Regions from separate parts of the Homo sapiens genome. Here region 2 is linked to region 1. Evidence: chromatin contacts called from ENCODE Hi-C or POLR2A ChIA-PET data. All regions are on one chromosome and are shown on one strand. The core of a region is the stretch at or near the end of the contact, and the rest is flanking DNA. Distances in the headings are between cores, read along the strand shown.

What was found. Hi-C counts contacts between places; a loop is a spot of excess contacts on that map. ChIA-PET counts read pairs that join two places held with the same protein, here RNA polymerase II (POLR2A). Pooled maps may share reads with other maps.
Region 2: a loop to region 1 is called in a map of HCT116, with 2.1 times the contacts of the local background. The contact joins two enhancer-like sites. A Hi-C loop is called at or near these places in 1 of 168 maps with a recorded cell type or tissue (HCT116) and 5 of 50 pooled maps. POLR2A ChIA-PET finds 5 or more read pairs at or near these places in 1 of 52 experiments (activated naive CD4-positive, alpha-beta T cell).

The regions. Positions count from the first base shown.
Region 1 is chr17:65,783,065-65,788,633 of GRCh38, forward strand. The region is part of intron 21 of CEP112 (centrosomal protein 112); the gene reads right to left. Among named protein-coding and RNA genes, the nearest start is that of AXIN2, 220 kb to the left of the region's middle. Within about 2 kb of position 2,252, at least 7 of the 41 ENCODE cell types and tissues checked have a DNase peak (open chromatin) inside an H3K27ac peak, as active enhancers do.
Region 2 is chr17:65,582,123-65,587,691 of GRCh38, forward strand. No RefSeq gene overlaps it. Among named protein-coding and RNA genes, the nearest start is that of AXIN2, 23 kb to the left of the region's middle. RefSeq lists an enhancer at 1,378-1,912. Within about 2 kb of position 2,994, at least 6 of the 41 ENCODE cell types and tissues checked have a DNase peak (open chromatin) inside an H3K27ac peak, as active enhancers do.

The DNA.
Region 1 (5,569 bases), core at 1,002-3,501:
TTTTCAAGAAAATATTTAAAAAAAAAGAATAATTCACATTTAAAAAATGGGTAAAGAACTTGAATAGGCATTTCTCAAAACAAGATACACAGAAGGCTAAAAGCACCTGAAAGTTATTTAACATCATTAGTCATTAAATAAATGCAAATCAAACACATTGAGGTACTGCTACATACCCAGTAGAATGGCAATAGTAATAATAATAATGATGATGATGAGAATAACAAGTGTTGATGAGAATGTGTCAAAATTTGAACTCTCCTAGATTGTTGACAAAAATGTAAAATGTTTCAGCTGTTGTAGAAAACAGTTTGGAAGTTTTTCAAAAAGTTAGGCATAGAATTCTTATGTGACCCAGCAATTACCACCCAGGTAAATACTCCAAAGAACTGAAAACAGGTACTCAAACAAATACTTGTACACAATTTATCATAACACTTCTATTCACAATAGCTAAAAGGTGGAAACAATTCAAATGTACATCAACCAATAAATGGATAAGAAAATTGTTGTATAAAAATAAATAAAATAAAATGACTTAGAGTGTATCTAGTTTTCCAGAATCATCTACATCAAGGCTGAATTACTTCGCCACTTCATTTTAATATAATATTCAAAATGTTTGAAAGCAATAAGTATGATGCCCATACAAAACATGTCTTATTTCCCCGTTCAGTTGACAAAAATAAGGTGTCCAGTTGGCTCTGTTGCTTTATAGTTGAATTTCCCATCACCCAGACCCTAAAATCTACTTCCACCATCTTTTTCATTACATAAAGTTCCTTTGATCGACTATTTCAACTGTTGCCAGGTGGTAAGCAGTAAAGCATGTGGTTAACAGCATGGGCTATGAAGTTAAACCAACCTGGGTGGTGTGACCATGGGCAAATCATTTAACTTTCCTGGGTATTATTTTATAACATGTAGATAAAGTGGACAATAAAGATTAAATAGGACTGAGGTTTAGCAATGTAGGAGTGATGCAAGTGCAAGATGGCAATGGATCAGAGAGTAGTGAGTCAGCACTGGAATGAAGACAAACACTAGGTTCTTTATGCGTGAGAAAATGGGAAAAATAAAATGCAAGGCAAGAGCGATCAAAAGGAGAATTTGGTAGACTGAAATCCTGGAGGTGAACTAGGCGAGTAATGTTAGGTCTAAGGCATGGCTGCATTTTTGCATGGTCTAAAGTGGAAACAAGATATAACAGAAGTGACTTTACTACAGCTGAGCTTATAAACTTGCAGGGTCAGACTGTTAGAAAAGACACCTACCAAAACAGTCTTTTACAGTAGATTCTGGTTACTCTTTCTTATTCATCTTTCCACTTTAAACCCAAAAGAACTATTTGCCTCAGCTTCTTTACTGGGGAAGCAATTTTCTTCCTGGCATGTCCCCAAGACTGGGGTGCTCTGCTACTTTTTCTTTTTGTTTGAGACGGAACCTCACTCTGTCGCCCAGGCTGGAGTGCAGTGGTGTGATCTTGGCTGGCTGCAACCTCTGCCTCCCGGGTTCACGCCATTCTCCTGCCTTAGCCTCCTGAGTAGCTGGGACTATGGGCGCATGCCACCATGCCTGGCAAATTTTTGTATTTTTAGTAGAGACGGGGTTTCACCATATTGACCAGGCTGGTCTTGAACTCCTGACCTCATGATCCGCCTGCCTCGGCCTCCTAAAGTGCTGGGATTGCAGAGTGAGCCACCATACCCAGCCAGATTTTCTATTTTTAATAACAGCTGTAGTAAGATATAATTCACATATCATAAAGTTCATAATTTAAAACTGCACCATTCAGTGGTTTTTAGTATATTCATAGATCTGTACATTTATCACCACGACAAAATTCTAGAATATTTTCATCACCTCAAAAAAACAAAAAACAACAAAAAAAGAACCCATCCCTATTAACAGTCACTTCCCATTCTCCCATCCTTTGAGCCACTGGCAACCACTAATCTATTTTCTGTCTCTAGGGATTTTTCCACTCTGGGCATTTCACGTAATTTAAATCATACAACATATGACCTTTCATGACCAGATTCTTTCACTTAGCATGTTTCCAATGTTCATCTATGTTGTGGAATGTATCAGTACTTCATTCCTTTTCCTAGTCAAATCCATTGTGTGGATATACCACATTTTGTTTATCCACTCCTCAGTCAAACATTTGAGTTTTTTCCACTTTTTGACTACTATGAATAATGCTTCTGTAAACATTCTTGTACAAGTTTCTTTGGGAAATATTTTTTCAGTTCTCCTGTGTGTACTTAGGAGTTGAATTGCTGAGTCATGTGGTAACTATGTTTAGCTTTTTGAGGAACTGCCAAACTATTTTCCAAAATGACTGCACCATTTTACAATCTCACCAGCAAAGTATGAAGGTTCTAATTTCTCCACATCCTTGCCAAAACTTTCGTCTGTCTTGTTGATTACATCCAGTCTAATGGGTATGAAGTGGTATCTCATTGTTGTTCTGATACATGATTTGTGATTATTTCCTTCTATCTGTGGGTTGTTCTTTTACTTTCTTGGAAGTTTCCTTTAAAGCTTTTCATTTTGATGAAGTTCAGTTTATCTATTTTTTCCTTTGTCATTTGTGCTTTTAGTGTCATATCTAAGAATTCTTTGCCTAATCCTGAAATGTCATGAAAATTTACTTGCATGTTTTCTTCTAAGAGTTTCATAGCATTTTTCTCTGATATTGCTTTTTTCTAAAAGTTTTATAGTTTTACCATTTATTTTTAGGTCTGTGATTCACTTTGAGGTCCTTTTATGTGTATCTTGTGAGGTAGAGGTTGAGCTTTACTCTTTTGCATATGGATATCTAGTTGTCCCAGCACTATTTGTTGAATTTCCATATAAATTTCAGGATCAGTGTGTCAATTTATACTAAAAAAGGCAGTTGGGATTTCGGTAGGATTGTGCTGAATCTGTATATCAATTTGGGTAATACTGGCATCTTAACAACGTTAAGTTTTCTGATCTGTAAATATGAATGCCTTTTCATTTATTTAGATTTTAATTTTTTCATTGATGTTTTGTAGTTTTCAAGATACATATTTTGCACTTCTTTTGTTAAATTCTATTCCTAAGTATTTAATTATTTCATGCTATTTTAAATGAATTTGTTTTCTTAATTTCATTATCAGATTGTTTACTCCTAGGGTATTGGAATACAATTGATTTTTCTATATTGATCTTATATCCTGCAACCTTGGTAAACTCTTATTTTTCAAACAGGTTTTTTTTTTGGTAGGATTCCTGAGAATTTTTCTGTACACAAGATTTTGTCATTGGAGGATAGAATTTTACTTCTTCCTTTCCGATCGGGATGACTTTTCTTTTCTTGCCAGACTTCCTAATTTCTGTCAGTCTATTAGATATAACATTTCATTAGTGTCTTATTTTTCATTTCCTTGGTTACTGACGATATGAGCAGTTCTTCATGTATTTATGGGCTACTGATATTTACACCTCTGTAAAATGCTGTTTTGTCTTTAGCCAATTCTTTTTTTTTTTTTTTTTTTTGCTGTTGTTGTTGAGGCAGGGTCTCACTCTGTCACCTGGGCTGGAATGCTGTGGTGCAATCACAGCTCACTGCAGATTTGATCTCCTGGGCTCAAGCTATCCTGCTGCCTCAGCCTCCTGAGTGGCTAGGACCACAGGCATGCACCACCACACCCGACGACCTTTTTATTTTTACTAGAGATAAGGTCTCACTATGTTGCCCAGGCTGGTCTCAAACTTTTAGGCTCAAGTGATCCGCCTGCCTTCGTCTCCCTAAGTGCTGGGATTATAAGCAAAGCTGCTACACCTGGCCTTAGCCAATTCTTTTACTAAACTCTTCATTTCTGACACATGCCAAATTTCTATGGCGTGTGTCAGAAATGAAGAGCTTAACAAAAGAATATTATGCCAAGTTTCCATAACTACATCTATATCATCTATATATATCAATATATGGCTTTATGTGCTCTCTATTCTGTTTCTTTGGTCAGTCTATCTATACTTGTACCAGTGCCAAACTACTAACGTCCATACCTTTGCAACAAATTTTGATTTTGTATGTGGTAGGAGGGAAATACTTTTGACTTTTTCTTTTTCAGAATAATTTTGGCTGCTCTTGGGCCTTAGGCCAGGCACAGTGGCTCACACCTGTAATCTCAGCACTTTGGGAAGCCGAGGTGGGAGGACTGCGTGAAGCCAGGAGTTCAAGGTCAGCCTGGACAACAAAGCAAGACCCCCATCTCTACAAAAAATTTTAAAAATTCAGCTGGGCATGGTGGTGTGCAACTGTAGTCCCAGCTACTTGGGAGGCTAAGGTGGGAAGATCACTTAAGCCCAGGAGTTCAAGGCTGCAGTGAGCTATAATCGCACCAGTGCACTCCAATGTGGGTGACAGTGAGATCCTGTCTTTAAAAATTAGATTTATTTTTGTCAGATAAATCCAAGGAATTGCATTAAATCTATAGGTCAAATTGAGGACAATTGACATCTTTAAGATACTTAAGGTATTCAAGATTTAGTGGGTATATTTCTCCATGATTTAGGTCTTCTTTAATTTCTTTTAAAACAGTTAAAAGTTCTCCAAATAGGACTTATACGGCTATTCTTAGATTCATTCCTATACACTTTCTATTTTGCTGTGTTAGCAGAATCATTTTTTAAATTATGTTTTCTGTTTCTTGCTGGATTATATATTTAGACAACTGCTAAACTGTCTTATTATTTCCAATAGTTTACTGATCCACTTAGGTTTTATGTATAGATTTTATGTACAGACAATCATATCATCAGTGAATAATATCAGGTTGCTTCCCTCTTTCTAATTTGTATCCTATTTCTTTTTCTTGTATAGCTGTGACCAATGGCATCTGTATTTCACTGTTGAACAGCAGCAGTGATTAACGGGCACCCTTCTCCTTTCCTGATTTTAAAGGGAATCCTTCTAACATTTCACCCTAAAAATGATGTTTGCTCTAAGTTTTTGATTAATATTCTTTATCAGGGTAAGGATACTCCCTCCTATTCCTAGCTTATTAAGATTATCACAGATATGAGTTGAATTTTGCCAAATGCTTTTCTTTACCTGAGATGATCACATGGTTTTTCTCCTTTCAGTGTGGCAACGTGATGGATTATATTAATGGATTTCTAACATGAAATCACCCTTGCATTCTTGCATTCAGTCCAGCTTGGTTGAAATGTATAAACATTTTTATGTACTGCTAGATTCTGTTTCTAAATTTTGGTTAGGAATTTTACACTTAAAATTAAATGTAAGATTGGTATGTAATTTGCTTTTTACTGTTCCTGGCTGACTTTCATATCAAGACTACACTGGCTTTAGAATAAATGGGGGATATTACTTCTTTTTTTCCTGTCACAGATTTTGTTTATTATTGGAGTTTTCTGTTCCTTGAATGTTTGGTAAGAACTTGACCAAAATCATTTGAGTCTGATGTTTTCTTTAATAAAATATTTAAAACTAAATGCTATATTTATTTAATTTCTACAGGACTATTAGAGTTTTCTATTCTTTCATTTAATCACGTTTTCTAAAAATGTT
Region 2 (5,569 bases), core at 1,744-4,243, 200 kb before region 1:
ACACAGATGCTCAGACACACCCAAACCAGGACACCAGCAGCCTGGAAATACCGGACAAGAAAGTGGAAGAAAATATATAATGAGTTTGATAGAACCGGGAGTCCATTTCCTGAGCGAGGGGACTTTTGTGAGTGAGTACAGACAGATAGGAGTGATAACTTTCCTGGCCCTATAAGCCTCTAGCATTTCCATCCCCTCACACACTTCTTCCCTTGAAGTTTCTGTTCTTCACACTTCCTGCTATCTCAGGCTCTTGGCCAGATCTGCGGACTTGAAAGGCACAGCAGAATGGCCTCAAATGTTCTTCCTCCTGGATAAAATGCACACAACCACGCTTACCTGTCTATTAGCGGACTTTCTTCCTATTTGCCTGAAATGTGGATTGCTGAACAGAAGAGGCCCAGGATGAAGTGGGAGAGAGGGACCGAGGAGAAAAATGGGAGGAGTATGGACTCTTCTGGTTTTTTTTTTGAGATGGAGTCTCGCTCTGCCGCCTGGGCTAGAGTGCAATGGTGCAATCTCAGCTCACTGCAACCTCCACCTCCTGGGTTCAAGCGATTCTCCTGCTTCAGCCTCCCGAGTAGCTGGGATTACAGGTGCCTGCCACCACACCTGGCTAATTTTTTGTATTTTTGAGTAGAGATGGGGTTTCACTATGTAGGCCAGGCTGGTCTCGAACTCCTGACCTCGTGATCCACCTGCTTCAGCCTCCCAAAGTGCTGGGATTACAGGCGTGAGCCACCGAGCCCGGCCATCTTCTTAAAGTCTAGCTTAGCGCACCCACCAAGCCTAGTGCACCCACCACCATCTCCCTCCAGGCAGACAGGTTTGATGCATCCCAAAGAAAACTGGCTTTGGTGACCTCAAGTCTGGGCCCATATCCCAACTTCAGCATTTAAAAGCTGTGTAAGGCAGTGGCTCACCTGTAATCCCAGCACTTTGGGAGGCCGAGGCAGGAGGATTGCTTGAGCCCAAGAGTTCGAGACCAGCCTGGGCAACATAGCCCCATCTCTACAAAAAAAATTAAAAATTAGCCAGGCATGAAAGCTTGCACCTGTGGTCCCAGCTACTTGAGAGGCTGAGGCTGGAGGATCGCTTGAGCCTGGGAAGTCAAGGCTGTAGTGAGTTGTGATAGCGCCACTGTACTCCAGCCTGAGCGACAGTATGAGACCCTGTCTCAAACAAAACAAACCCAACTCTGTGAGCTTGAGCAAATTTCTTTTTTCTGATTTTTTTTTTTTTTTTTTTTTGAGACGGAGTCTCGCTCTATCACCCAGGCTGGAGTGCAATGGCATGATCTTGGCTCACTGCAACCTCTGCCTCCCGGGTTCAAATGATTCTCCTGTCTCAGCCTCCTGAGTAGCTGGGATTACAGGTGTCTGACACCACAACTTGCTAATTTTTGTGTGTTTTTAGTAGAGATGGGGTTTCACCAGGTTGGCCAGGATGGTTTCGAACTCCTGACCTCAGGTGATCCTCTTGCCTCAGCCTCCCAGCTGTAATCCTCAGCTGGGATTACAGGTGTGAGCTACCACACCTGGCCTAGCTTGAGCAAATTTCTCACCCTTCCTGGGCTTCACTTTTCCCAGTTGCAAAATGGGAATAAGCCGTTCTGTTACGGGAAGGATAAAAGGAGAAATGGACATAAAGGTCCATGCATACCGCAAGTGACTTTCTTCATCTTAGGGAGTCAGACTGTGGCTGCCTTCCCCTCCCGCTCCCCTCTGGCTTCCTCCTGGGAATATGTCCCTCCCAGGAGGCTGGTGGGGGCTGGGCAGTCACCCCAGGCTAGGGGGGCATCCACCTTGCAAACCCTTCCATAGCAGACTGACTGCTTGCTTTGCAGACTGTCAACGGGCAGCGCAGTCCGGGCCCAGGGAAGGGCTAGTGGCAGCTGCAGCTCTGCGACCAGGCTTGGAAACACGTGTCAAACCCTATTCCAACCAGATGAGGCTGGCCTGCTTCCAATGGCCGCTTTCCATCCAAGGTCTGGCCAAGGGGAGCTTTGCCCAGATCCCCTCCACAGGCAGCCCAGGCAGCAAGTCCTATTTGTTCCCCTGAGTCCTCGGGTCCAGACTGACAAGCTCACCTCTCTATTCCGGAGGCTCTGTTCAGAAGGTCCAAGCCATGAGTCATGCAGCCCTGCACTGCTGGGGAAGGTGGGAAGGGTAGGTGCAGGCTCCAGGGCACACAGCAACTGGAAGAAGCCATCTGCCCATCCTGTAGGTATGGTCCTCTCCCTGACAAGGCTGGTCCTCTCCCTGACAGGCAGGGGAAGGAGCTGGGTAAAAGAAGAGGACGAAGAGATGCTCTCCAACCACCACAACATGGGGCAAACATAGGCCTCCTCCAGCGAAGGGAAATATCCCATATGCAGCAGATGGGCCTGAGGCAGGTGGCCAGAGAGCCAGTGACTTCTCTTTTTGCTGCTTAGAAATGGTGGCTGAAAAAAACACACATGCCACCACCACCCAAAAAAACTAGAGAATGCAGCATACCAGCAAAGAGTCACAGAAGGAAAGGAAATCCAAATGTTTTGAGTTTAGCTATTAAGCATAGTTTCCAGCGAGTGTACTCATGTCTTGAAATGAAACAGATGAAAGCAACATGTGTCAATGGTTGTAGGAAGGCAATAATGTCATCAACAGGAAATAAAGAAATTGAACACTGAAGCCTCAGCCCAGAACTTAACTCTTCTCTTGCCCAGGTCCCCAAGGCTTTCTGCATGAAGACTGAGGACACTTCCTGCAAGACTAGGTCACTGCCTCTCTCCACCTGCCTGGAAGGTCCTTGAGGCACCCCCTGCAAGGATCACGAGCACCTGAGAAGGACTTGCTTTGTTTCTTAAGGGATGTGGCCTTGGAAGAAAGGGAACCCCAAGGGACCCTGGCCCAGCTGAAGAGGAAGCTGCACAGCCTCTCTCTCCATGAAGAGGCTACAAAGCCTTGGCTGTGGGATCACAGTTCCTGGCAGGGACAGTGCTGGCTGCTGGAAGAGCCAGCAAAGCCAAGGCCAACGTGCTGGCACTAAAAGGGCTGGTGGCGCCACCAGGAAGTCCCGCAGGCCCCAGGAGGCTCTGATTGCTGCTCAGGGCCCAGAAGCTAGGAGATCCCTTCTTAGCCAACCCCCCAACCCGAGGCAGAATGCAGAGCGCATACACGGGCCCCTCTGGCCGATCCAAGAGAACCTCAGGAAGAGCAGGGACTTTGGGCCTTGGAAGGTGAGGCTAACGTTCACATGCCTTGAGAGTGGCCGGGATGACTCTTGCAGGCCAGTCTCGCTGGTTGCTTTTATCTCTGATGAATCCACCCTATTTGGCTTTGGGGGTGCCTGACTCACTGTTGACATTGTATGTCACTTGCAAACAATTCATAAAACTTAAATATCAAACAGATCACACTGGATCAAATAGATCAAACAGATCAAGTGGGATCTTGGAGTGAGAGCATTCATGAGTTCAGTTTCAGACCTGGCCTTAGAGCTTTTAGGTCCAGGGGTGCTAGACAGCACCATGGGCTGCACCTGTTCTCTGCATCAGAGTCCTGGGGGAGGTCTACACAAAGCCGGATTCCAGAGCTTTTCTCTGGAGACTCAGGAGGTCAGGCTGAGGGGTCAGCAGCTTAGCCCAGTGATTTTTAGACCACCCTGGATCAAGATAGCCTAAAACAATGGATGTAATTGTCATTACATACAGGTAAAATTAATGGACAGAAATGCCTCAATTCTTTCTCCCATAATTAAGAAAAACCAACCCTAAAAAATATTTGGTAGGTCTTGACACTGAATTCTAGAACAGGATCTTTGGTATTTGCCCAGAAATGTACATTTGGGTTTACTGTACCCATGTGCATTAGTCAGCTTGGGCTGCCATAGCAAAACACCATACACTGGGTGGTTAAATCACAGATATTTACTTCTCACAGTTCTGGAGGCTGGAAGTCCAAGATGAAGATGCTGACGTCTTTGGTTCCTGGTGAGGGCTCTCTTTCTGGCTTGCAGAGGGCTGCCTTCTGGCTATGTCCTGCTATGGCTGAGAGACAGAGAGAGAGCAAGCTCTCTGGCATCTCTTTTTTTTTTTTTTTTTTTAGATGCAGTCTCACTCTTATTGCCCAGGCTGGAGTGCAGTGGCACGATCTCAGCTCACTGTAGCCTCTGCCTCCTGGGTTCCAGCGATTGCCCTGCCTCAGCCTCCCCAGTAGCTGAGATTACAGGCACACGCCACCACGCCCGGCTAATTTTTGTATTGTATTTTTAGTAGAGATGGGGTTTCACCATGTTGGCCAGGCTGGTGTCAAACTCCTGACCTCAGGTGATCAGCCTGCCTCAGCCTCCCTAAGTGCTGGGATTACAGACGTGAGCCACTGTGCCTGGCCTTTGTGTCTCCTCTTATAGGGGCACTAATCCCACCATGAGGGCCCCATCCTCATGACCTCATCTGAACCTAATCACCTCCCAAAGGCCCCATCTCTGAATATTGGGGGTCAGGGCATCAACATGGGAATTTTGGGGAGACAGATTGGGTCCATAGCACCATGTTTCATGGAGCTCCTCTGGGAGCATCACCAGGTTGTTCTGACCCACATGTCAGGTGCCTGCCAGGTGGGCACTGGCTTAGACTCGGGGGCAGTGTCAGCAATGGTCAGACCCGGACTTTTGCTCTTCAGGAGCTCTCATTGTGTGAGAGATCAACATAGAAACAGGGTAACGACCAAGGTGGAGATGTACCCAGGGTGCTAGGGGAGCAAAAGGGGGCACTGAGTCTACTTTACAGGAGATGACAAGGGGTAAAATCAGCTCAAGGAAACTGAGAAGGGCAAACCTGGAAGATGGAACAGCATGAGCACAGGCTCTGAAGCTCGACGCAGCCTTGGGAGAGGGGATGGCTCCCTGTGGAGCCGGACAGTACGTAACCCACAGGGGGCTGTCTGGAGTGGAAGTTGTTGTGGCCAGATCAAGGAGAAACCCAGGGCTCTGCTAGGAGTATGGCCTTGACTTCGCAGATAAATTGTCTTAAACTGGGTAGTGGAGGAGCTACGTAACCTGAGCTGGGTTTTAGAAAGCTCCCTGTTGTGGGCGTGTTGGGGCTGGATGTAATGAGAGGTAGGATTCAGGCAGCAGGGACCCCATGGGAGTCCATTACACGAATGTAAGCGATCATATTTGTTTAGATATTCACATTTTATTTCAGCAACTGTCTTAGATAGGGCTCCCCAGAAACTGACTCTGTGAGGGGAATGCATGTGAATTACTAGGAAAACTGTAAGGAAAATCCTGCAGGGGAGCGAGGGAATGGAAGGGAAGGAAGCCAAGCAAGGCTGTGACACCGAGCAGTGTCCACAGAGGGGGGACTTTGGTTCCACCCATGGGGAAATCTGGAGACAGCGTAGCCCACTGCTCACCACTGTTCTGGCTTGGGGACAAGGGAGCTGGAGGATTTATACCCCAGCATCTGTCCACCACTAGTTAAGGGCTGGGAGGAGATTAAAGGTATGCAGACACTTGCTGCTCTCCCAGTTGCCAGCAAAACACATTCTAGAAGCTTCCACCAGAGAGGCAGCAGGAAACGCTG